Regions from separate parts of the Homo sapiens genome. Here region 2 is linked to region 1. A link is a loop called in an ENCODE intact Hi-C map of the cell type or tissue named here. Cell type or tissue: endothelial cell of umbilical vein. All regions are shown on one strand. Links, peaks and the distances in the headings refer to the core of each region. The heading gives the core; the rest is flanking DNA. Region 1 has its middle 29 kb from the start of KIF2A. Region 2 overlaps KIF2A (kinesin family member 2A).

The links. Peaks named below come from ENCODE experiments on the same cell type or tissue, not always from the same donor. Only the 100,000 strongest peaks of a DNase experiment are listed, where the experiment ranks them.
Region 2: it touches region 1 in a loop (3-fold over the local background); 2 of 110 quality-filtered maps call a loop at or near these places.

The regions. Positions count from the first base shown.
Region 1 is chr5:62,270,993-62,283,031 of GRCh38, forward strand. No RefSeq gene overlaps it. Among named protein-coding and RNA genes, the nearest start is that of KIF2A, 29 kb to the right of the region's middle. RefSeq lists a silencer at 310-604. In endothelial cell of umbilical vein, for the core only: no CTCF peak of the experiment used is centred there; a DNase peak (open chromatin) is centred at 6,149; H3K27ac peaks cover 1,350 bases.
Region 2 is chr5:62,333,477-62,345,515 of GRCh38, forward strand. The region is part of intron 1 of KIF2A (kinesin family member 2A); the gene reads left to right. It also overlaps the pseudogene LOC100421358. Among named protein-coding and RNA genes, the nearest start is that of KIF2A, 33 kb to the left of the region's middle. In endothelial cell of umbilical vein, for the core only: no CTCF peak of the experiment used is centred there; no DNase peak of the experiment used is centred there.

The DNA.
Region 1 (12,039 bases), core at 1,702-9,701:
CAGACTTTAATCTCTTTTATTTTTATCTTTCTCATCAACCATCATTTTATGGTTACATTTCCCCTTTTTCTCACAGCCCTAAGAATCTTCCTATGCTTTCTGTAGCATCTCTACCTCTGAGAATGAATTTCTACCCATACTTTATTACATAGCAAAATATGTCATTGGAACCCTTCTTTTTCATTACTAGATGTGTCACTGTTGGATCAGGCTGTCCTTACACGAAGGGTGGACCTAAATTGTCCTGTTCAGAGTTCTACATAGAACCAGCAGAAAGTGTCTTCCCCATCAAGGTCAGAGCAAAAACATGCTAAGAGACATTCACAAAGATCATGAATGTGACCCAAAAGTCCCTGGCCCCAGCCTGTAACTAAGATACAAGATCAAGCCAACTGACAAAGGAACAAGCCACTTCAGCTTCATTGCTAGAAACTAGCTCTCTTCAAAGTATCCACCAGCTAGCTAGCTCTGTGTTTCCCAAATATTGTCTCTTAAATGTGCTCAGGCGCACAACTTGGTATTTGGTTTCTTAGTTTTCCTACCATGCTGCAGCCTGAGTGATAAGGGCCTCAAGACTGACCTGCCTCTGAGCACCAGTGAGTCTCCCCTACCACCATTATGGCCTCAGAAGAGGAGACCCATTTCCTCCTCATCTCTACCTAATTCCTCAAGTGTGGGCACAATGAGAGGGAGGAAAAACCCAGCAAATTTTGATATCTTCCATTAGAAGTGGCAACTAGAGATCACAGAGGTCTAATCTCAGGAATGTAGCCTGTTTCCCTAGCAAAGGTCAGCTCACTTCTCCCCTCAAGAATAATCCAAAAATTTCCACAACTTAGATTCCCAGACAAAATGTCAAGTTCAAAAAATAAAACAGAGATTTCCCTTTCTCCCCAGCCTTAAGCCCACCTCCCAGGTCCTCATTTTCTGCCATGAAACTGATTCTTTGCTGGATGATGCACTCTCTTCAAGGCATCACTGCTCTTACACCGTAGCCCCCAAAAGACATCAGAGCCATCGTTGTCCACCATCAGCACGCTTCCCATGATCCACACACTCCACTCTTAACATCACCATGTCAGTGCTACCTACACTAAGCTGTGCTACACCAAGGCTCCCCCAGGGGGACTCCCCCAACAAAAAGTTAAAATGTCAGCCCTAAGTATATTTTCTGCAGTTTTGGAGGACTCCATTGCAACTATCCTGAAGGAAAATTCTTTGACATGACACACACACATACATACACAATACCTCTACAAGAACAAGAAAAAATAAATAAGCACTATGCTTCTAAATTCAAATAGAAGGAAATAAAATTTCCAAAGAAGTATCTTCTAACATGTAGTCTCTGTAGGACTTATTAAAATACTGATTTTTGGACACCATGCAAGACCTGATTGTATAAGAATCTCTGGTGGCAGGGCCCAGGCAATCAATATTTTAAACAAAACGTCCATTAACTCTTCTGTATACTAAGGTTTGAGAACTACTACTCTGAGGGCAGCCCCATCTATAACATTTGCAGTGTCTGGGCAAGAGGGCCCTGACCCACCCCTCTTCTTCCATCCAGCTCCCATACCTCAAGGGGCCTCACCTGTAGTCACCCCTCAATTTGCTCGTTTAGGCTCTGTCCATATATCCCTAGGCCTAGGGATATTATCAAGAAACCAGACTCAGTAAAGAGGCCTGCAGAGATCCTTGGAGCAGGCTCAGGGATGTTTGGGCAGGAAATTAAAGGGTCCTTGACACCCAAAACATGGTCAAGAAATTGGAAAGCAGGCTCCAGTAAGCATGCCCCCATCGCCCCGCAGACTTCTCACCCTATGGGGAAAGATAGGCTGGAAGGTCAGTATGCAGGCCTAAGTCCCATTTCTAAGGGAATTGTCAGTGATGGAGACATGGGTTTCTAAACAGAGCTGCTCTGTTGGATGCATCTGTTCCTGAGTTACCCCCCTTCATTACGTTTTTTTCCTATGAACAATGAGAAAGAATTTAATTTGCTTTATAGTGGAGGTTTCTCCAAAATAAAAGAGCTATCTGTCCCGGAGGTAAGTTTAAGTCTCAACCCTTAAAACAAAAACAGAAACAACTACAACTAAAAAATGACAATTTTTTACAGCTACCATACTGTCAGGGTTTCCCCAAAACACTGAGGTTTTGACAAGAGCACCCCATTACCCCACAGCACCCCATAACCTGAACTTAAAACATTCTAAAGTCAAATGAGATTTAAGAGGTTGAAATGCATGATGGATAGTCTCTGTCTTTGATGACATGAAAACTTGATACTGTTGATACCCAGGAACAGATATTGGGCTCTACAATGAAGGACAACGGAAAGTCTTGAAATAGCGAATTATTTTCTTTTTTTTTTTTTTGAGACGGAGTCTCGCTCTCGCCCAGGCTGGAGTGCAGTGGCGCGATCTCGGCTCACTGCAAGCTCCGCCTTCTGGGTTCACGCCATTCTCCTGCCTCAGCCTCCCGAGTAGCTGGGACTACAGGCACCCGCTACCATGCCCGGCTAATTTTTTTGTGTTTTTAGTAGAGACAGGGTTTCACCATGTTAGCCAGGATGGTCTCGATCTCCTGACCTCGTGATCCGCCCGCCTCGGCCTCCCAAAGTGCTGGGATTACAGGCGTGAGCTACCGCGCCCGGCCAAAATAGCGAATTATTTTCAACTCGTCATGAATACCCCCAAACTTTTCCCCATAAAAGTATACCTATTCCCAGAGTGAAGGCCCTAGCTCCTAGCCTCCTTGATACTACCACTGCCGAGGGCTCTGGGCATTTCCTCTTAGTGAATGGCACTGTGGTGGCCACACACAGGGTTGTCGACGTAGACCCTCTTCTCTGGGGATTGCTCCCTAGCCTTGGATGGTTTCCCAGAAGCCAAGTTTGTGTCATATAACCCTGCATCCCTGGCAACAGTTGCTTGGACTAGGGGCACCTGACTCCAACTGGGTCAGCTTGATTGTCTGCACTGGGAATTTGAAATTAGGAGAGAAAGAGAGAATGTTCCTCTATGTAGCTGAACCTAAACTATGCAAATTTGGGAGCTGTGGGCCAGCCATGAATTAATTGTTCCATGTGGGTTGGGAGCTAAGGAACCCTGCCCTCTCAGAAACAAGTGAAGCGGGTGTTTAAAGAAGTGAGAGAACATATTTCCTGTGTTCCTACAGCAGCTGCATTCCTGGCTTTGGGTTCTCTGGGTCACTCCTACGGTTTTACAGTAAACTCTTCCCGGGGGAAGGAGGGGTTAAGTTAACTGATCAGGGCTTTTGTTACCTGTAATTAAACTGATCTACCTAGAAGAGCACCATTAGTGACATGTTTACTTGCCTTGACTCCACTCTTTCCCTCAGACCCCATCCACAGAGCCAGGTCTAATCCATTTTAACTCTTAATATCTCTTCATTTATCACCTCCTCTTTATTTCTACTGTCACAGCTTAGTTCAGGTGTACAACTTGAAGTCATCTAGACCTGAGTTCAAGCCCCAGCCTTACCACTCACTAATTGTATGACCTTGGACAAGTTACTGAACCTTCCTAAAATGGGGATCATCATAGTACTTGCCTCACAAGATTGTTGTGAGGGCTGAATAAAATAGTGCATATAACAAAATGTATGGCATATAGTGTTCAGTAAATGTCTATTATCATTATTATGGCATTATTGTTTTCATTTATAATATTATTAAAGAAGAAAGTTTAAGTTACTTATAGACCCCAGCTTAATTGCTAATAGACCCAATTGTATTTCTTTTAGGAATCTATGTTATTTTAATAACTGTGATAATGTGCATTAAGGACTTTTGGCCTTATTATAATATATCTAAAGTTATTCTAGTTTAATTCAGGTCTTTCAAAGGTAGGAAAATGTTAATATCTATAGTGTACCTAAAGTACCAGATACTCTAATAAGCATTTTACATAAATTTTCTTATTTAACTTACAAAAGATGATACTATCTCTATTTTAAAGATGGAGAAACTGAGGCTCACATACATTAGTTAACTTACCAAGAGACAGGAAAAGAGACAGGCCTGGAGTTCAAATCCAAGTCTTTCTTTTTTTGCTGTTGTTTTTTGTTTTTCGTTTCTGAGACAAGGCCTGGCTCTGTTGCCCAGGCTGGATTGCAGTGGCACGATCTTGGCTCACTGCAGCCTCCATCTCCTGGGGTCAAGTGATCCTCCCACCTCAGCCTTCCAAGTAGCTAGGACTACAGGAGCACACCACCACACCCGGCTAATTTTTGTATTTTTTATAGAGATGGGATTTATGCTATGTTGCCAAGGCTGGTCTCGAACTCCTGAGCCCAGGCCATCCACCTGCCACGGCCTCCCAAAGCACTGGGATTACAGGTGTGAGCCACTGCACCCAGCCACTCAGCCTTCAAATCCAAGTTTTTCCAACTCCAAAGTTTATATTCTTTCTACCATACTGCTTAGTCTCCTGATTCATGGATATATTTTTCTATTGGAGAGACAGCCAGAAAGATCCATGACAATTGTGGTACACAATCTTATAAACATGTAATTTTAATCTAGTGTGATAGCTGCCCAGAATCCATTTTTGCAGAGTTAATCATCTGAGCATGTCAAGTCCCCTGAAACTCTGCTATCCCTATCTTGAATCCCTTAACTCCACCTCGCACATTAACCTGAAATGATAGTAGTAACCCTTTAGTTGGCAATCTGGGTAGCTTAAATATAAGCACAAATTTGAATTGCTGATGTAACAGTTAGCAAAGAGCATGTCAGTATATCAAGTGCAGATGATAGATAGATAGATAGATAGATAGATAGATAGATAGATAGATAGATAGATAGATCAGACATTTAGCTTCACAAGGTTTTTGTAATGACTAATTAATGTGAATTTGAAATATATAAAGTTTTTCTTCTTGGGAAGGAAATGTGGAGTACTATAACCTTGTTCAGAAGTTTCTTTCTTTTGATAGGAACTCTGAACATGGGCATCTTTACAACTCCCTTTAGTGCTTGAGTGTTCACATTACCATCAGATAAACTCAAGAAAAAGAAAGTAAATCCAAAGGCGTTTTGATGCATGAAAAAAACTTAAGTAAGAGAATTCGAAAAGCATTTCTTTACGTTTATTATTTAAACAATTTTTTTTTTTTTTGAGACAAGGTCTCACTCTGTTGCCCAGGCTGGAGTGCACTGGTGTGATCTTAGCTCACTGCAACCTGCGCCTCCGAGGTTCAAGTGATTCTCCTGCCTCAGCCTCCCGACTAGCTGGGACTACAGGTGCACGCCACCATGCCTGGCTAATTTTTGTATTTTTAGTAGGGACAGGGTTTCACCATGTTGGCCAGGCTGGTCTCGAACTCCTGACCTCAGGTGATCTGCCTACTTCTGCCTCCCAAAGTGCTGGGATTACAGGCATGAGCCACCACGCCTGGCCTTATTTCAATGATCTTTTTATGTTCTGAGATTTATAAAAATGAGTTGCACTGTAAAAAAAAATTATTATTTTAAATACAAATTCAGGTGACAATAAAATTAAAATATTGAAAAACCTGTGCTGGATATTTAAAGACAAGGAGCAGAAATATACTTTTTTTTTTAGACGGAGTCTCACTCTGTCACCCAGGCTGGAGTGCAGTGGCACGATCCTGGCCCACTGCAACCTTCGCCTCTCAGGCTCAAGTGATTCTCCTGTCTCAGCCTCCCGAGTAGCTGGGACTACAGGCACATGCCACCACGCCCGGCTAATTTTTTGTATTTGTAGTAGAGATGGGGTTTCACTGTGTTAGCCAGAGAAATATACTTCTCATTCTTTAAAAACTTGACTAGTAGGTAAGTCACTTGGCTTAAGGTAAAGAGAGTATAATTTCTTATACACATTGTTTTATGCTGAGTCCTGAGAAATGCCTGTAAAACACAGACTATCATTTATTTCTTCTCTAAACAACAACAAAAATATTTGAGAGTGCAGTTTTATTAAGTATTAAAATAAAGACTCAAGGATATTTTGAAACAGGAAAATATTTTAATGGAGCATGTTGATTATATTGATACTACTGTTATTTTCTAATCACATTTCCTTCATTCGTATGCTTTTTCAATGTACATTTTCTGCTAAAATAGAGGGTCAAGAGAGAATCACGCTTCTGTTTCCTGCTGATAGTGTGAACCCAAAATAGCAGCCAATGAAAGCAAACATCTGTGAAGGCTTAGTCAGAACAGTCACTCACTAGTCATACCTCCTAACTAATGTTTTACTCCCAGAAAGAATTTTACCTGCTTCTTCAGTGTCTTAACCAACATCCTCTAACAATCAAAGCAATCTTCTAGGAAAACAATGTATACAGCAACATGCCTTTCCCCAATAAATCAAAGCAGGAGATAGATAATGCATACCAGCAAAGGATATGAGAATTCACCAGTATAGGCATCAATCAATGAAAATGGGATACAGAAATCAAATTTCAAATTCAAAGCATTTTAAAGTAATATTTTAATACAAGGCTATGCTGTCGTTCAGTACTATTACCTGTATTGATACAACTGGTGTGTTTCACTAGGTAAATGTCAATGGTAAATGTAACATGTTAATATTTAAATTCATCAACAATCCCACTGAGCAAAAAGTTTCTTTCCCAGTTTTAAGGATGTTAATATAAGGATTGAGTACAAAAGGAATGGCAGAAATTCTTCCTTGTAGATTACCCTTTCAGGAGAAAATACCTTGGGAAATCTAACCTATGAATGGTGTTGGATTTCCTAACATAGATTCCTAGTGGAGTGAAAAAGTGTCTTCATAAAATACCTTTGGCTGATCACCCTGTAACAGTGAGAGAAAATACAGACTGTACCATCACAGCTCCCAGCAATATCACTGTGTCCATGCAATTTATTTATTCATCCAGCATATATTTATTGAACAAATGCTTTATTGATTATTAAGAAAAAATGTGGAAATTATCTTTGCCAATTCTTTTTTTTTTTTTTTGAGACAAAGCCTCACTCTCGTTGCCCAGGCTGGAGTGCAGTGGCACGATCGGCTCACTGCAACCTCTGCTTCCAGGGTTCAAGCGATTCTCCTGCCTCAGCCTCCCAAGTAGCTGGGATTACAGGCACCCACCACCATGCCTGGCTAATTTTTGTATTTTTAGTAGAGACGGGGTTTCACCATGTTGGCCAGGTTCGTCTCAAACTCCCGACCTCAGGGGATCCGCCTGCCTCAGCCTCCCAAAGTGCTAGGATTACAGGTGTGAGCCACCATGCCCAGTCACCAATTCTTGATAAATCACAGCTGGATCTGACTTCTTTCTTGCACTTCTAGCCAAAATATTAATACTGTTGCAAACATCTATTATACTTGAGCATCTATCTTATCTTGAACCTGAAATTATACGTTAGGATTTCATCATCCACTGAATAATTAAGGTCACCAGAAGTCAGATAATGAACATGCTTTGCTCCTGGGCCTTGTTTTGATGCATTTTGCATGGAAAGTGCTCTCAAGGTCAATTTCTTGCAGAATGTCTGCCTCATATCCTTGAATCTGCAAAGAATCTTGCTAGAAATGTGGATGTAACATTTTTGGCTTGATATGATATATCTCAACCCCTGGTCTGTAGAATGGTGTGTTTTCTATGTTATATTGACCCACTTCAAAGAACTCCATTTTTCAGATTGAACTTTATATTTGAATATGCTATTGCAATTAAGAGACGTCAAAGAGGAAATTGGCTGTCACAAGAGGGTACTGTGGTAGGTTGAAAAATGGCCACCCAAAGATATGTCCATGTCCTAATCTCCAGAAACCGTGAATTTTACCTTGAGATGAGGAGATTATCCTGGATTATCCAAGTGGAACCTAAATGCCACCACAAGAGTCCTCATAAGAGAAACACAGAGGAAGATTTGGCACAGACTCACAGATGAAGACAAAGATTGAAGTGATGGGGCCACAGCCAAGAAAGTCAAGGAATGCCAATAGCCTCCAAAATCTGAAAGAGACAAGTAAGGATTCTCTGAGACACACACAGAGAGAGAGAGAGATACTGATTGATTGATTGATTGATTGATTGATTGATTTTAAGGAACTGGCTCATGTAATTGTGGGAGCTGGCAAATCTTAAATCTGCAGGATAGGCCAGCAGGCTGGAGACCCAGGGAGAAGTCAGTGTTGCAGTCTTAAGTCCAAAGCAGTCTGGAGGCAGAATTTCTTCTACCTGGCTGGGTACAGTGGGTCACGCCTGTAATCCCAGCCCTTTGGGGGCACCGAGGCGGGCGGATCACCTGAGGTCAGGAGTTTGAGACCAGCCTGAGCAACATGGAGAAATCCCGTCTCTACTAAAAATACAAGAATTACCTGGGTGTGGTGGTGCATGCCTGTAATCCCAGCTACTCAGGAGGCTGAGGCACAAGAATTGCTTGAACCTGGGAGGCGGAGGTTGCAGCGAGCTGAGATCGTGGCATTGCACTCCAGTCTGGGCAATAAGAGTGAAACTGTCTCAAAAAAAAAAAAAAAAAAAAAAAAAGAATTTCTTCTATCTGAGTGGAATTCAGTCTTTTCTCTTAAGGCCTTCAACTGATTAGATGATGCTCATGCATATTATGGAAGGTAATATGCTTTACTCAAAGTCTACAGATTTAAATGTTAATCATATCTAAATAATACACACCTTCACAGTAACATCTAAACTGGTATTTGATCAAATAACTACATACTGTAGCCTAGCCAGATTGGCACATAAAATTAACCATCACACTGTCTTGTCTATTCATGATAGGACTCCTATCAACAGAAAGAGAGTGCAAAGAGTAGACTCCAGCTCTTCAGAGAAGGAAGCAGAATTAAGGACACAGAGAAACCAAGCCTGGGAATTGTCAAAGATTATGGAGAGAAATGGGGACTGCTCAGGATTGAGCCCTGGAAATATCTACAATATTTAAAGTGGGGTCAGGGCTTAGAGAAAAGGGTTTTTCATAAGCTTCAACCTCAAATGTAGTTGCAACCTACTGATCTCTCTATATTTGACATTAAGATGCAGGTGGCTGTCCAGTGGGATTGCCAACAGCTGGAACCATAATTTCAACCAGCTGAGTGACAGATAGCCGATGTATATCCAGCAGCACAACTTCTGAGCCGTGACATCAATAAGCACAGGGAGACAGGATCAATAAAAATTCCAAAACCAAGATGACTGGAGTGAATTCCAAATAAAAAGGTGATATCTAAGGAATTAAAACCACGCAGAGGGAAAGGCAAAATCAGAGTTGTATCTTTAAGATTTTGTTGACTTGGAGGTGAGGTGGGTAGTGAATAAACATGCCTTGACTTGTCTAAAGTATTATTTGTTCTTCTGGACAGGGTGAGAATTGGGACCTTTTGCAAGTTTCTTGCAGGAAATAAAAAGCATACAGCAAAAGTCTACAACTTTCATGATAGACTTTGTGGACAAGTAGAGTTGCTTTAGTACCCAGGTAAGAAAGGACACAGGCCCAGGTCTCAGGAGCAGATGTTGGTGATAACAGATCAGCCTTAGCAACAGACAGTGTCACCAATAGAAATTTCAGATATTTTCATATCACATTGTAGTGTTGCAGAATCTTAAAATATTTTATTGCTGGCCGGGCGTGGTGTCTTATGCCTGTAATCCCAGGACTTTGGGAGGCGGAGGCAGGCGGATCACCTGAGGTCAGGAGTTCCAGACCAGCCTGGCCAACATGGTGAAACCCTGTCTCTACTAAAAAATACAAAAATTAGCTGGGCATGGTGGCACATGCCTGTAGTCCCAGCTACTTGGGAAGCTGAGGCAGGAGAATCTCTTGAACCCAGGAGGTGGAGGTTGTAGTGAGCCGAGATCGCACCACTGCACTCCGGCCTGGACAACAGAGTGAGACTCAGTCTCAAAAAAAAAAAAAAAAAATTTATTGCCTTCTTCAGTACTTCAAAATTATAGTAGTTTTTGAACACGATATTACATTATTTTATTTATGATTTGATTAAGACATCCATTTTTATAACTATTTCCTCAACATATTTGATTTTCTTTGTAATCTTATATATTTTATTTTATGCATTAAAAACATTATTATTAGGGTCAGGCATAGTAGCTCATGCCTGTAATCCCAACACTTCGGGAGGCTGAGGCAGGAGGTTTGCTTGAGCCCAGGAGTTTGAGACCAGCCTGGGCAACATGGGAAGACCCCATCTCTATAAAACAAATAAAAATATTATTCTGAGAAGACTCCATAGGCTTCATTAGACTGTCAAAGGGGTCCAGACAGAAAAAAATATTAAGAACTCAGATAAAACAATCTATTATTCTGTCCTATTAATATCCATTCATTTAACAAATGCTTATTAGAACTTACTTTGTTATGTGCATAAACCTCTAACTCAGAAAGTGTTTTGGAGGAATTTAGGGGAAGAGATTTAAAACGGAAACATAAAACATAGTAAAGCATAAATATAAACCACGACAGAAATGCTACAAAAATAATGACACAACAAAAGCTGTAAATTTAGGGACAAATCCATTTGAAGGATTTCTTAGCACTATGTAATTTCTTACTGTTAAGCTTCTGATTACTATATAATCAGGCTGACAAATGACTAATGCTGGGCAGGCTCAAACAAGTGAATTCGAGTTTTGTTTGGGACTCTGTCTCCCCTTCTTTGTGTAGAGTCTTATGGAATTTTAATGGTCCTACCTCCCTTTGGGCCATCTCCCCTCTGGATGACTGACAAAAGCTTTATAATTTTTCTCATCTAGACTACAGACACTGGATGGAGTAATTACCTAGAAGCTTAGAGCACATTTATTTCATCTATCATTCATTTTTTTAAAATTATATTCACAACTGGAGAGAACACATAGATTTTACAAAATGCCTAACATTTTGCTAATACAAAACTTGGAAAAAAAGAGAAGATAGGAAAAAATTAAAATCTGCCAAAATTCATAGAACTCACTTTTATGAGTTGATCATTGATTATTTAAGGGAAATAGAATCATAATTATACTGGGCAGTAAATGTTGGCATTGATGAGTTTGGTTAAAAGGATCATTACATCAAAATTTGAATCTTAAAGTAGAAACCAAATGAATGAATGACAAGACTGCCAATGAAGGCTAGATGTTGATGGAAAAGAGCTAATGGCACAAATCACCAATCCCTGCAATGTGAAAAAGCCTGGAGCCAGGAGACATGGAAGTCCAGGGAGAAAAACGAGCAAGCCGTCCCAATAGGCAGTGGAGGAGGTTGGAATATGTTTCTTCCTCTTTCAGCCCACGCAGACACAAATGGGCAGAAAACACTGATGTTGGTGAGGTTACGTTTCCCTGATTCTAATGCTGACTTCAGCCATCCTACCTAAAAACTTTAGAGTAGTATATTAGAAACAATAAAATGGAATGTTTGCATTTGGGGGCATTCAAAAGGAAGTCTAAGAATAATCTTTATTCTTCTCAACCGCCCCAGCCTCCATACACATACACACACACAATATCCCCGCTGATTAGAAGCCATTCACTTGATAGTTACATTTACAGAGATAATTTCATTCTGATTATAATTTCTCTTTCTTTTAAAAACTAGGTCAGGAACATGTTCTTCCATACTTTTATACTCAATAGTTGGTTTTTGTTTTGTTTTGTTTTCCATTTTAACGTAAAAACATTTGTAATGGCAGTCTTTCTACCTTTTAGAGAGATTTTTTTTCACCAAAATACATGAAACAAAAAAGTATTTGGACTTAAACATGGCATTAAACTCCCAGATGCTGAAATTGGTTATTAGCAAATCTACTACTGTTGTCATCAAGATCTTAGAAGGAGGTAGGTGTTAAAAAAAAAAATTCTGAATCCTCCTTTATAGCTAAATAATGTAGTGGATGCTGTAACCCATAGTTTATCTCTTCTGAAACCTTCCCCAGCAACTCAGCAAAGGAAATTAAAATCCTAATTAAACTCTTTTTGTTAGATGTAGCAATGAAGACAGTGCTTTCACCCTCACCAGAATAATATTGTGTTAAAATGATTAGAACACAACAAATG
Region 2 (12,039 bases), core at 1,414-9,413, 62 kb after region 1:
GCCACAGCCTTGGCTTTCAATCTGTGCAAGTTTAGTGAGATCACGCTGCAGAAGCAGTGTCAGGCTGAGGACACAGTGGCCCTCGAGGAAATGATAATGGACATCAGCTCCACCCAGTTACACACCCAAAAACTGCAACTGCCATACACAAGGAGCTCCCGTTATGGTGGTTCTCTGCCAACACCCTACCACACTGACAGCTCTCCCTATAGTCCTGCCTACTTATCTCCTCCCCAAGTGTCCAGCTGGTGAAGGACTATCTCCTGGGACAATTTCCCTGCAGAGAAGGGGTACCTGTTTTGCCCAGCATCTGCATTTAACAGGACAAGCTCTGACTCTGCCCTTCACACAAGTATGATGAACCCCAGTCCCCAGGATACTTATTCAGGCCCCACACCTCCCAGCATCCTGCCCAGCCAACATTTCAGGTTGGTAAAATGGACTCCAAAGTACCTGCTATTGAGGAGAAGTTCTCCTAGGTGACAAGCATTTGCTGAAGCCATGGGATACTTAGAAGCTGTCGTCACCCTCCTCCTGACCCCGGTCCTAATGAAGTCCCTGGAATTAATATCTTTCCATTTCCTGGCCAGCTTGCCAATGTTCCTGTCCTCCCACCTGCCATGAAGACTGGATGTGGCAGGAGGTCCCTACCTGACCTCATCAATTTGTACTTTCTGCCAGCACTGCCCACCCCCCGGACCCTGAGGAGACAGCCTACTCTAGCCTGAATAGGGGCAACAGTACCTCCAATTTGACTCACATCATGACTCACCTGGGCATTAGTGAGGGCCTGAGCCTGGACTTGGGTCCAGGTCATGATGCCCCAGGACTTTGTTCACCTCTCAGCCACCCATCCCTGCAGTCCTCCCTAAGCAATCCCGATCTCCAGACTTCCCTGAGCAGTCCTCAGCTCCATCTTCAGGGCATCCACAGTCTCCCCTCACTATCTCCCTCTTCCTTGGCCCACCATGCCCTGCCTACTACCTTCCTGGGCCAGCCCTCACTAAGTACCCTGCCCCCCACTTCTCCTCCTCCTCCCCCTCTTCCTCCCCCTCTTCCTCTTCCTTCTCCTACTCCTCCTCTCGTCCTCCACTTTATTCTTCATCTGCCCCTACCTTACTCAACCTCTACTCCTGGGGCCTCCCCACCACCACTGCCTTGTACCCCTCAGCCCCCTAAGTTTGCTCACAGGTCCAGCCGATGCCAGAAGGTCGCAACAGCAGCTACCCAAACAGTTTTTGCCAGTGTCACCCACCCTGTCTTCCATCGTTCAGGGTGTCCCCCTGGAGACCAGTAATCTGCACACCCAGCCACACACCCCAAAGTCTCTACAGCAGCCAGAGCTGCCCTCTCAGGCCTGCTCAGCGCAGCCCTCAGGTGGGTAGCCCCTGAGCAGGCAATTGGATTATGGAATACTCCCCGCCTCGGCCCACTGGGCTTGGGCAAGTCTTCACTGGCCGATGAGTGACTTCAGCCTGGGGAACTGGAGCAGTTCAGCATGGAGAGCCCATAAATCAGCCTGGTGATGGGTCCCCCTGGCTTTTCTGAAGGGCCTGGATTTTTAGAAGGTGAGGGACCAGTGGCTGGCCCTCAGGATTCCCACACCCTCAACCACCAGAACTTGACCCACCACTGCTCCTGCTGTGGCTCAAGGCTGAACATCATCCTCATAGGAGACTCCTTCCCAGGTTTCTCTAAGGAGATTGCAGCAACCCTGGCTGGAGTGCCTGGCTTTGAGGTGTCAGTAGCAGGGTTGGAGTTGGGGCTAGGGCTAGAAGATGAGCTGCGCATGGAGCTATTGGGCCTGGAAGGGCTATACATGCTGAGAGACCCAGTGCCCTGCTACCCGATCCTGCTCTGGAGTATTCATCACCATCCCTCTTCTTGGCCCTGTCCCCCATTACTGTCCATTTCCTCCCTTACCCCAGCTAGTAGAGACGCCACTCTGTCCCTCAGATCCTCTTTGTAGCATGAACGAAGGAGCCCAAAAATGAGAAAAAGCAAGGAGTTTGTTCAGGTGGCCCTTGAATTCTGTACAGGGGTGGGCCTGGAGGAGCTCAAGGGAGGGTCACAAGCACTTGTAACTTTGAACCAACTGCCTGGAGGTCAGAACCTGTTGGAAAGTTGGGGATATAAACGGGAACCTGGGAGGCAGGGCTTGTCCGGATTCCTAGAGATGGGCATTGCCAGCTCCTCCTCACCACCTTTTCACCTCTCAATGGAGGACAGTGCCACAGTGGGTATTATTTTTAATTAAATATTTTAATAAAAAATTGAGAAAACTCCTTGCAGGTGTTTTTTGTTTCACTTTACCCCTAACAGATGACATTTTCTGTACTAATTTATGTTTACAACTAGATTGAAACAAAATGGAAGACTTTTAAATATGTCTCTGGATTTTAAGTTTTAAAAAGCCATAGAGTTTTTGAAACTATAAGTTATCTTTTATATGGTAGTATTGATTTTATATAACAATGTAAACTTAGAATTTTCAAATCTGACCTCATTTTCTATGAATATGACTTAGGACTTAAAGATGGATTGAGGCTTCTGGTTCAAAATAGTATAATAAAGTTCATGTATTGGCATCCTTCTGTCCCAAACACATAAGAGGAAACCAAAAAGGCATAGCTGAGCTCAAAAACAAGATCATGGATTAGTAATGGAACAGGAATTCTAAGAGATGGATGAGGCTGAAGCAGGCATGGATGTCAAAAGTTTGATTCCTATAGGATGATGCGGGAGAAAGAGACTTTAAAGGAGAATCAGAGTCAGGTCCACTGTTTGAAGACAAGGACTTCTGCGGCTCCTCTTAAAAATGCTGGTTTTTAAATGCCGCTGATTTGCTCCTGGAGCTAGATTTATAAGAAATTTTCCATCAAGGAAGGCAGCCCAGTACAGTTATGGTAGAAATACAGGGGTATTCAGCCACTGTGCACTGGGAAAAGTCATACCAATTATTGTGACTCTGTCTGTTCTGATTGGTCAGTTATCTCACCTTTAGAAATCATTAACAGGATACCTAGAAAACCCCCATGTCTGGAATTTGAGAAACATTTCTAAATAACTCATGAGACAAAGCATCATGAAAATTAGAAAAATAGGTGGAACTGAACAATAACAAAAAAACTACATGTAAAAACTTGTAAGATGCTGCTAAAACAGTTCTGGGAAAGAAATGTGTAGCTTTAGCGGCTTATAAAGAAAATAGAATAAGGATGGTGAATGACTTAAGCATTCATCTTAAGAATTTAAGGGGAAAAAACAGTAAAATATGCCCAAAGTAAGTTGAAAGAAAGAAGTAATAATAGCAGAAATTAAGTACATAATAACACCTAATAAAAAAGACTCAACGAAGTCAGGTTTATTCTTGGAAAAGACAAATGAACAAATCCCAGGTGAGATTAAGAGAAAAAAGTTTACCAAAATACTAGGAATGAAAATGTGGACATCATATCAGATGCCAGAGGCATTAAACAGATATGAACTTGATGCCAAAAATGTGGAAACTTTATCTAAAACTCCTAGAAAAATATAATTATGAAAACAATAAAAACTAATACTATAATTATTAAGGAAATTGGATCTTCTTATAATAACGCAAAGCAAGATGGTTTAACAAGTGCCTACCAAATACTCAAGAGTTGAATAATCTAATTTCACACCAACTATTCTAGAGTACGGAAAGGGAAAACTCTGCCATAGAAAATCATTTTATGAGATTAGTATAACCAGCCGGGCACGGTGGCTCATGGCTGCAATCCCAGCACATTGGGAGGCCAAGGTGGGCGGATCACCTGAGGTCAGGAGTTCCAGACCAGCCTGGCCAGCGTGGTGAAACCCCCTCTCTACTAAAAATACAAAAATTAGCAAGGTGTGGTGGCGCGTGCATGTAATCCCAGCTATTCAGGAGGCTGAGGCAGGAGAATCACTTGAACCTGGGAGGCAGAGGTTGCAGTGAGCCGAGATCACACCATCGCACTCCAGCCTGGGCAACAGAACAAGACTGTCTCAAAAAAAAAAATAAAGATTAGTATAACCATGATACCAAAATCTAATAAGATTGTTATGAGAGGCTGGGAGCAGTGGCTCACACCTGTAATCCCAGCACTTTGGGAGGCTGATGCAGGGGAATTGCTTGAGACCAGAAGTTAAAGACCAGCGTGGTCAACATAGCGAAACCCTGTCTCTACAAAAAATTTGCCAGGCATAGTAGTGCATGCCTGTAATCCTTGCTACTCGGCAGGCTGAAGCAGGAGGATCACATGAGGCTGTAGTGAGCCATGATCACACCACCGTACTTCAGCCTGGGCACAGAGAGAGACCCCCGAACTCTTAAAAAAAAAAAAAAAGTAGCTTTGAGAAAGGAAAATTGCTGGCCAGTATCAGTCTTAATTAATGATATAAAAATCCAGAACAAAACAGACAATGCAATTCCAGTCAGAATCCCAATAGGTAGTGTTTTGTGATTATTGGTTTATATGATTTTTGGAACTTCACAAGCTGATTCTAAAGTTTATACAGACATGCAAAAGGCCAAGAAGATCAAAGAGACTCTTAAAGAACAATAAGACAGGAGGGCTTATTCTATATGGCAAGACTTAATAATAAGCAAAGCTATAATACTAAATGTAATTTTAGTTCAGGGATAAATAAACTCATGCATGTATGCTTGAACTATGACACAGGTAGTATTGCTGATAAGTAGAGGGGAAAGGGAATTTTCAGGAAATGGTCCTGGAAAGGAAATTGTGTTATCATATAAAAATAACAAAATGCCAACGGATTAAGGTCCCAAATATGAAAGGTTTTGTAAAATTTTATTTATTCGAGTCGGAGTCTTGCTGTGTCACCCAGACTCGAGTGCAGAGGCACAATCTTGGCTCACTTCAACCTCTGCCTCCCGGGCTCAAGCAATTCTCCTGTCTCAGCCTCCCAAGTATCTGGGATTACAGACACCCACCACCACACCTGGATAATTTTTTGTATTTTTAGTAGAGTTAGAGTTCCACCATGTTGGCCAGGGTGGTCTCAAACTCCTAATCTCAAGTGATCTGCCCACCTCAGCCTCCCACAGTGCTGGGATTACAGGCCTGAGCCACCACATCTGGCTTATAAAACTTTAAAAGAAAATGTAAGAGACTGTTTTAGGGATCTCAATCTTAGGAAAAATTTCATAGCATACCAAAAAACAACAAAAAAAATCCATAATGGAAAAACATACATTTGACTACATTAGAATTAAGAATTTAAATGCATCAAAAGCACCATAAAGAACATGAAAAGATAAGCCACAACTTTGTAGAAAATATTTGCTATACATACAACAAAAGATTAATATCAAGAATATATATAGAATTCCTATAGAGAAATAGCCCAAACAAAGAGGCCCCAACACTCAAGTCAGTACTCAAAAGGCCTGAATGGCTAACAAGCACAAAAACAGGCAAAACCTCATTAAATCAGAGAAATTAGAACCATAATATGATACATTAAATCTGACTAATATTGTTTTCATGAATGTGGAGTAATTGCTAGGGGGATTACAAATCATTATAGATACTGTGTGTTAGGCCCATCTTTCATTGCTATAAATACTTGAGACTGGGTAATTTATAAAGAAAAGAGGTTTAATTGGCTTGCAGGTCTGCAGGCTTTGCAGGAAGCATGATGCTGGCATCTGCTCAGCTTCTGGGAAGGTCTCATGAAGGCTAAGGGGGAGCAGGAGCAAGAGAGAGGGAGATGCCACACACTTTTAAACAGCCAGAGAACAGAACTCACTGTCATGAGGACAGCACTCATCACCAAGGGGATGGTGCACTCATCACCAAGGGGATGGTGCTAAACCATTCATGAGAAATCCACCCCAGTGATCTAGTCACCTCCACCATCCAATCACCTCCACTGGGCCCCACCTCCAATATAGGGATTACAATTCCACGTGAGATTTAGGCAGGGATGAATATACAAACTATCACACAGCCACTATCGATAGGAAGCATCATGGCACCGAAGAGAAAAGTTTTATATATGTGGACTCAATTATTCTGTATTTCTTCTCTTATTATGTATCTTAGAGAAATTATTGCACATTTGTACCAGTACACATATGTAAGAATGTCCATAGCATCATTGTTCCTAATAGCAGAAACATAAAAACAACTCAAATGTCTGATAGTAGAATAGATAAAATGTATATTTGTGCAATGAAATACTATATTGTAGTGAAAATGAGTTATATACATTTTATATATACAACATAAATGAATTGCAAAAAATAGTATTGAGCAAAAAAAAAAAACACACAGGTCTTAAAATAGTGTTAATCCATGCATATGCAATTTAAAGAGAAGTAAACTGTTTAGATTTCTGTGTGTGTGTGTTACATTTAAAGGTGATAAAACTATAAAGAAAAGCCAAAATATGATTATCTCAAATATCTGGGTAGTTACTTTTAGTACTTTTTTTTTTTTTTTTTTGAGACAGAATTTTGCTCTTATTGTCCAGGCTGGAGTGCAATGGCGCGATCTTGGCTCACTGCAACCTCTGCCTCCCGGGTTCAAGCAATTCTGCATCAGCCTCCTGAGTAGCTGGGATTACAGGCACGCACCACCATGCCCAGCTAATTTTTTGTGTTTTTAGTAGAGAGGGGGTTTCACCATGTTGGCCAGGCTGGTCTCAAACTCCTGATCTCTGGTGATCCACCCACCTCAGCCTCCCAAAGTGCTGGGATTGCAGGCGTGAGCCACTGCACCTGGCAGTTGTTATCTTTGGGAGGGGAATGTATGGGGTTTCAAAAGTGTTTTTTAACCTAGCTGGTGGTAGTTACACAGGCATTTGCTCTATTATTATTTTTCTTTAATGTGGAAGTATATGTGATATAATTCACAGTAAAGTAAATGGTGAATCAGAGAGAGTCAAAGGGCAATGAGTTAGTGAAGATGGAATACAGGAGTTTTCTCAGGTGGATCAGAGAAATGGGATGGTATTGGAAGGCCACATGGAAAGATTGTTGCATTTTCTAGGGAAAGATATTTCTAGTCCTGATTAGTCTTATTAACGTCTATGCATGATCCCTATTAACAACTGAGACTTGAGCATCTCATTGTTCTCCCCCTAGTGGCATCATTCTCCCAGTCATCCAGGCTTGAAACCTTCTTGTTATGCCTGTATGTTGTCACCATATCATGATTTTTTCCTTTGAAAAATTTTTCATGTATCTTATTATTGTTTCTCTTATTACTTAACACCTTTGTTAACAGGTGTTTACTACTTAACTTTCTAAATAAATCATTGGATGTCTTTGTTAAAGAAAAAAATTAAAATTTAAAAAGAAAAATTATAAATTTGTATTATAATTTAAAAAGAGGTATTTGAGTAGCTCAATGAAAAGCCATATATACGACAATTAAAAAATATTTAAAGTCATATTGGGTAAAGTTGGTTTTTAAAAAGAAAATAACATTTTTTAGAGACATCTTTTGGTGCAAATAAAAGCCCCATGCTGCATTGGTATTGTAGGTAGTGTAGATGGTTCTAGTTATCTGATTAATTGGCAAAAAGCAAATGCTTAAGACTTTGTCTATTCATTTCTTATTGCTGGAATTTCGTATTCACTTCTTGTTGGATGAGTAAACTGGATTATGGTAGAGATAAGGCAACATAATTCTCAGTCCTGCCCTGCTCAACCTCTAGAGTTTAGTCTTAGATCAGATGCTTTTGACTCTGCAAACTTGTGATTTAAGGCTTTCTGGATGTGTACACTGGTGGTTGAGGTCATAGAGGTTCCAATATTGAGGAGACTGCTGATACTGGATGTTGTCTCCTTGATTTTTTTTTTTTTGGAGACAGGATCTCACTCTTGCCCAAGCTGGAGTGCCGTGGCACAATCACAGCTCACTGCAGCCTTGACCTCCTAGGCTCAAGCAATCCTCCTACCTCAGCCTCCCAAGTTGCTGGGCCTGTAGGTGGACACCACCATGCCCTGTTGATTTTTAAATTTTTTTTATAGAGTTGAGGTCTCGGTATGTTGCCAACCTAGTCTCAAACTCCTGGGCTCAAGCCATCCTCCTGCTTCTGCCTCCCAAAGTGCTGGGATCACAGGTGTGAGCCACTGTGCCCAGCCTCCTTGATTTGCTTTATCCTCTCATTGCCAATCTCTCTAGCCTGTCTTTGGAGATTAAAGTTTCTGTGAATTTGCGACCTGTAGTCCTGGTACGAATTTTGCTCCACCGGCCCACCTTTTTTTCGCACACCTAGTTATGGTACATTAAGTCACTCCTTGCCTAGAAGGGTGGGAATACCATGGTAGATGCCCAACAATAAGAATGGTTGTGTTGGTCTTGCCTTTTGGAATATCCACATATTTTTCCCCATTCTCATTACTGTGGTAATTCTACTGGTAATTGCATGGAGATCCACCTTGGTAACTCATTTCTTTTTTCTTTTTTTTCCAACTAGATTTGATAGCTAGGTGTCTCATTTCTTTAACCTCAACCACGGCCTCTTCATTTCCTGCTGAGGGTTATTCTTCACAGTAGTCTGATTAAAATGCATCTTCCTTAGGCTGAAATATTTCCTTCCTTTCTGCTGATAAAACCATATCAGTGTTTTATTAAACTCTTTTACTTTCTCCAAAACCTTTGTTGCTATAATCTTCTTGTCCCCACTAGTGGGTATTAGTATATTGTGGGGCTGCCACGGGCAGTTGGGGAAAGGATGGCTGCCAGGTCTTAGCCTCACTACTCATGTTGTAGAGATGGTGATTGATGCGGGGCTTGATGCAGCAGCGGTAGGCTCCTCCCAGATTGTGATGGTGACTGGGCTGCTTATGGCTCTCTGGGGTCCACTCTTCATTCCCACTACCAGTTAAACTCATCCTCTTTCTCATATGCTGTGGCAGCCATGCAGGTGCACTGCTTAGATGTCTCTCTAAGAAAGAATTTCAGTTTCAGGGAGTGCAGTTAGCTGACAACCTCCAGTTGTTAGTACCTTCAGGGCCTTTAGGTTTGGGGTTGAGAACTTGAATTTCCTGGGAAATCCACAGCCAGTGATAGAGCATGGCATGGGTAATAGGACATATCCATTTTGGCTCAGTGCAGGACTCCTCTAATGGGCAGTCTTGCTCTGAAGCACCCTACTGGGTTGACCAAGACTTTGTTAGATCTGCATCAAGGTCTGAGGCTTTCTCTGCTCAGTCCTGCTTCACAGCCACTTCCTTCATAGGTTTCAAATCTGCATCATGGTCTGAAAGTTTTCATTATTTTTTATTTTAATCTTAATTTTTTTTTTTTTTTGAAGTGGAGTCTCGCTCTTGCCCAGGCTGGAGTGCAGTGGAGCGATCTTGGTTCACTGCAACCTCCACCTCCTGGGTTTAAGTGATTCTCCTGCATCAGCCTCCTGAGTAGCTGGGATTACAGGCGCCCACCACCACACCCAGATAATTTTGTATTTTTAGTAGAGACTGTGTTTCACCATGTTGGCCAGGCTGGTCTTGAACCCCTGACCTCAAGTGATCTGCCCGCCTCAGCCTCCCAAAGTGCTGGGATTACAGGCGTGAGCCACCGCACCCAGCCTGGTCTGAAAGTTTTCTGTGCTCAGTCCTCTTTCCTCCCCCTTTTATCTTTAGCAGTAAACCTCTTGTACTCCCAACTCTCTCATCTGCTTCTCAGAGGACTCCAAATGACACATATCACTTCCACTGGTTATTTACCTAATTTGTCTCTGAAATTGAAGTAAGGATTATTTAATTTCCCTTTTTTAACTCCCTTTTGACTCCTCCCAGTATTTTTTTAGGTCATCAATTTCACCCACCCCCAGCACCTGCATCTCCTCTAATGCCCATCTGTATTAGTAAAAGGCACCACTATTTACTCAGTTGCTTTTACATCTTTCACATTTAAGTTTGTGACCCATCTTTTGGGGAAGTGGGGGGAATGGAGGTGGTATTGTGTGAGATAGGAATCAGACAATTAAAAAGGAGTGACTTTAGTAAGGCATGAATGAGGTCACAGGTAATGCGGGTCAGATCATGTAGGGCTTTGTTGTAAGTCATTAATAGGTCATTGAAAGGACTTTAGCTTCTACTCTGTGTGAGATGGGGGAGTCATTGGAAGGTTTTGAGCAAAGGAGTAATATCTGACTCACTTTTTACCAGGAACATTTTGGCTGCTCTGGAGAACAGACAGAGGGCAGATAAGTTGGAAGCAGGAAGACTAGTTGGGAGAGTATCACAGTAATCTAAGTACAAGGCATTGGTAGCTTGCACCAAGATGATAGCAGTGAAGTTGTTAAGAATTGGCTCATTATCTGGGGGCAAGACTCAAGCAATGTCATTTTATTTTGTGAAAGCTCCCTAGGAGTTTCTGGTACACATGAGGGTTGAGAATTTGTGTTACCGTTTATACATTTTTATAGGAATGCCTGGACTTAAGACATATAGACATCTTCATCAGCTTAATTGAAGTGAGTAGAGAAGCATAGTGATTAATAGCAAGTACTTTTACATCTGACCAAGGTTTAGACCCATGCTGCTTATTCACTGTGTAACTTTGAGCTTTATTTTTCTCATCTATAAATGCAGTTACCGGCTGGGCGCAGTGGCTCACGCCTGTAATCCCAGCACTTTGGGAGGCTGAGGCGGGCAGATCATGAAGTCAAGAGATGGAGACCATCCTGGCCAACATGGTGAAACCCTGTCTCTACTAAAAATACAAAAAATTAGCTGGGCGTGGTGGTGCGCACCTGTAGTCTAGCTACTCAGGAGGCTGAGGCAGGAAAATCGCTTGAACCTGGGAGGTGGAGGTTGCAGTGAGCCGAGCGAGATCGCACCACTGCAGTCCAACCTGGTGACAGAGCGCGACTCCATCTCAAAAAAAAAAAAAAATGCAGATACCTACTTTGTAGGTATATTTGTTATGATTAAATGAACCAATGTGAATTAAATGAGCTAGTATCTGACATATTCATACTTAAAAAGTAGTAGCTTAAAGAAATCTGACACATGAGATGATAAAAGTGTTAGGATTGATAATGCTCAGTGTTGTTGAGGGTGTGGAGGAATAGGTCCCACTGTTGGTGAGAATGTATACAAAGGGCGGTTCAGGAATATCTATCAAAATTTCAATTTTCTTGACCCACTAATTCTCCTTCTAGAAATTTTATTTGTGGAAGCATTCACACCTATGTTCAGATATTCAGTGCAGCATCTTTTAATGGCAAACAGTTGGAAATAATACTCCTAATAAAGGAATAAATTGTGATATATTCATTTATGGAATGCTTTGTGGTTATGAAAAATAATAGGTAGGTCTATACATATTGTCATGGAAAGATCACTAGTATGTATTTTAGTTTTTTCTTTAAAAAGCAACACCAGTATATCATTTGAGAGTACTTAACATCCTCACTATTTGAAATCTATAAGATTATGTTCATTTATTACTTATATGGATTTTTATATGAGCTCATATAAAAGGTAGGCCACAAGGCCGGGCGTGGTGGCTCACGCCTGTAGTCCCAGCACTTATGGAGGCCAAGGTGGGCAGATCGCCTGAGGCCAGGAGTTTGAGATCAGCCTGGCCAACATGGAGAAACCCTGTCCTCTACTAAAAATACAAAATTTAGCCAGGGCCAGGCGTGGTGGCTCATGCCTGTAATCCCAGCACTTTGGGAGGCCGAGGAGGGCAGACCACTTGAGGTCAGGAGTTCGAGACTAGCCTGGCCAACATGGTGAAACCCCGTCTCTACTAAAAATACAAAAATTAGCCCATTGTGGTGGCACGTGCCTGTAATCCCAGCTACTTGGGAGGCTGAGGCAGGAGAATTGCTTGAACCCCAGACACGGAGGTTGTGGTGAGCTGAGATTGCTCCACTGCACTCCAGCATGGGTGACAGAGCAAGACTCTGTCTCAAAAAAAAAAAGAGCTGGGCATGGTGGTGCATGCCTGTAATCCCAGCTGCTACTTGGGAGGCTGAGGCATGAGAATCGCTTGAGACTCTGTCTCAAAAAAAAAAAAAGAAAAGAAAAAATAGAAGGTA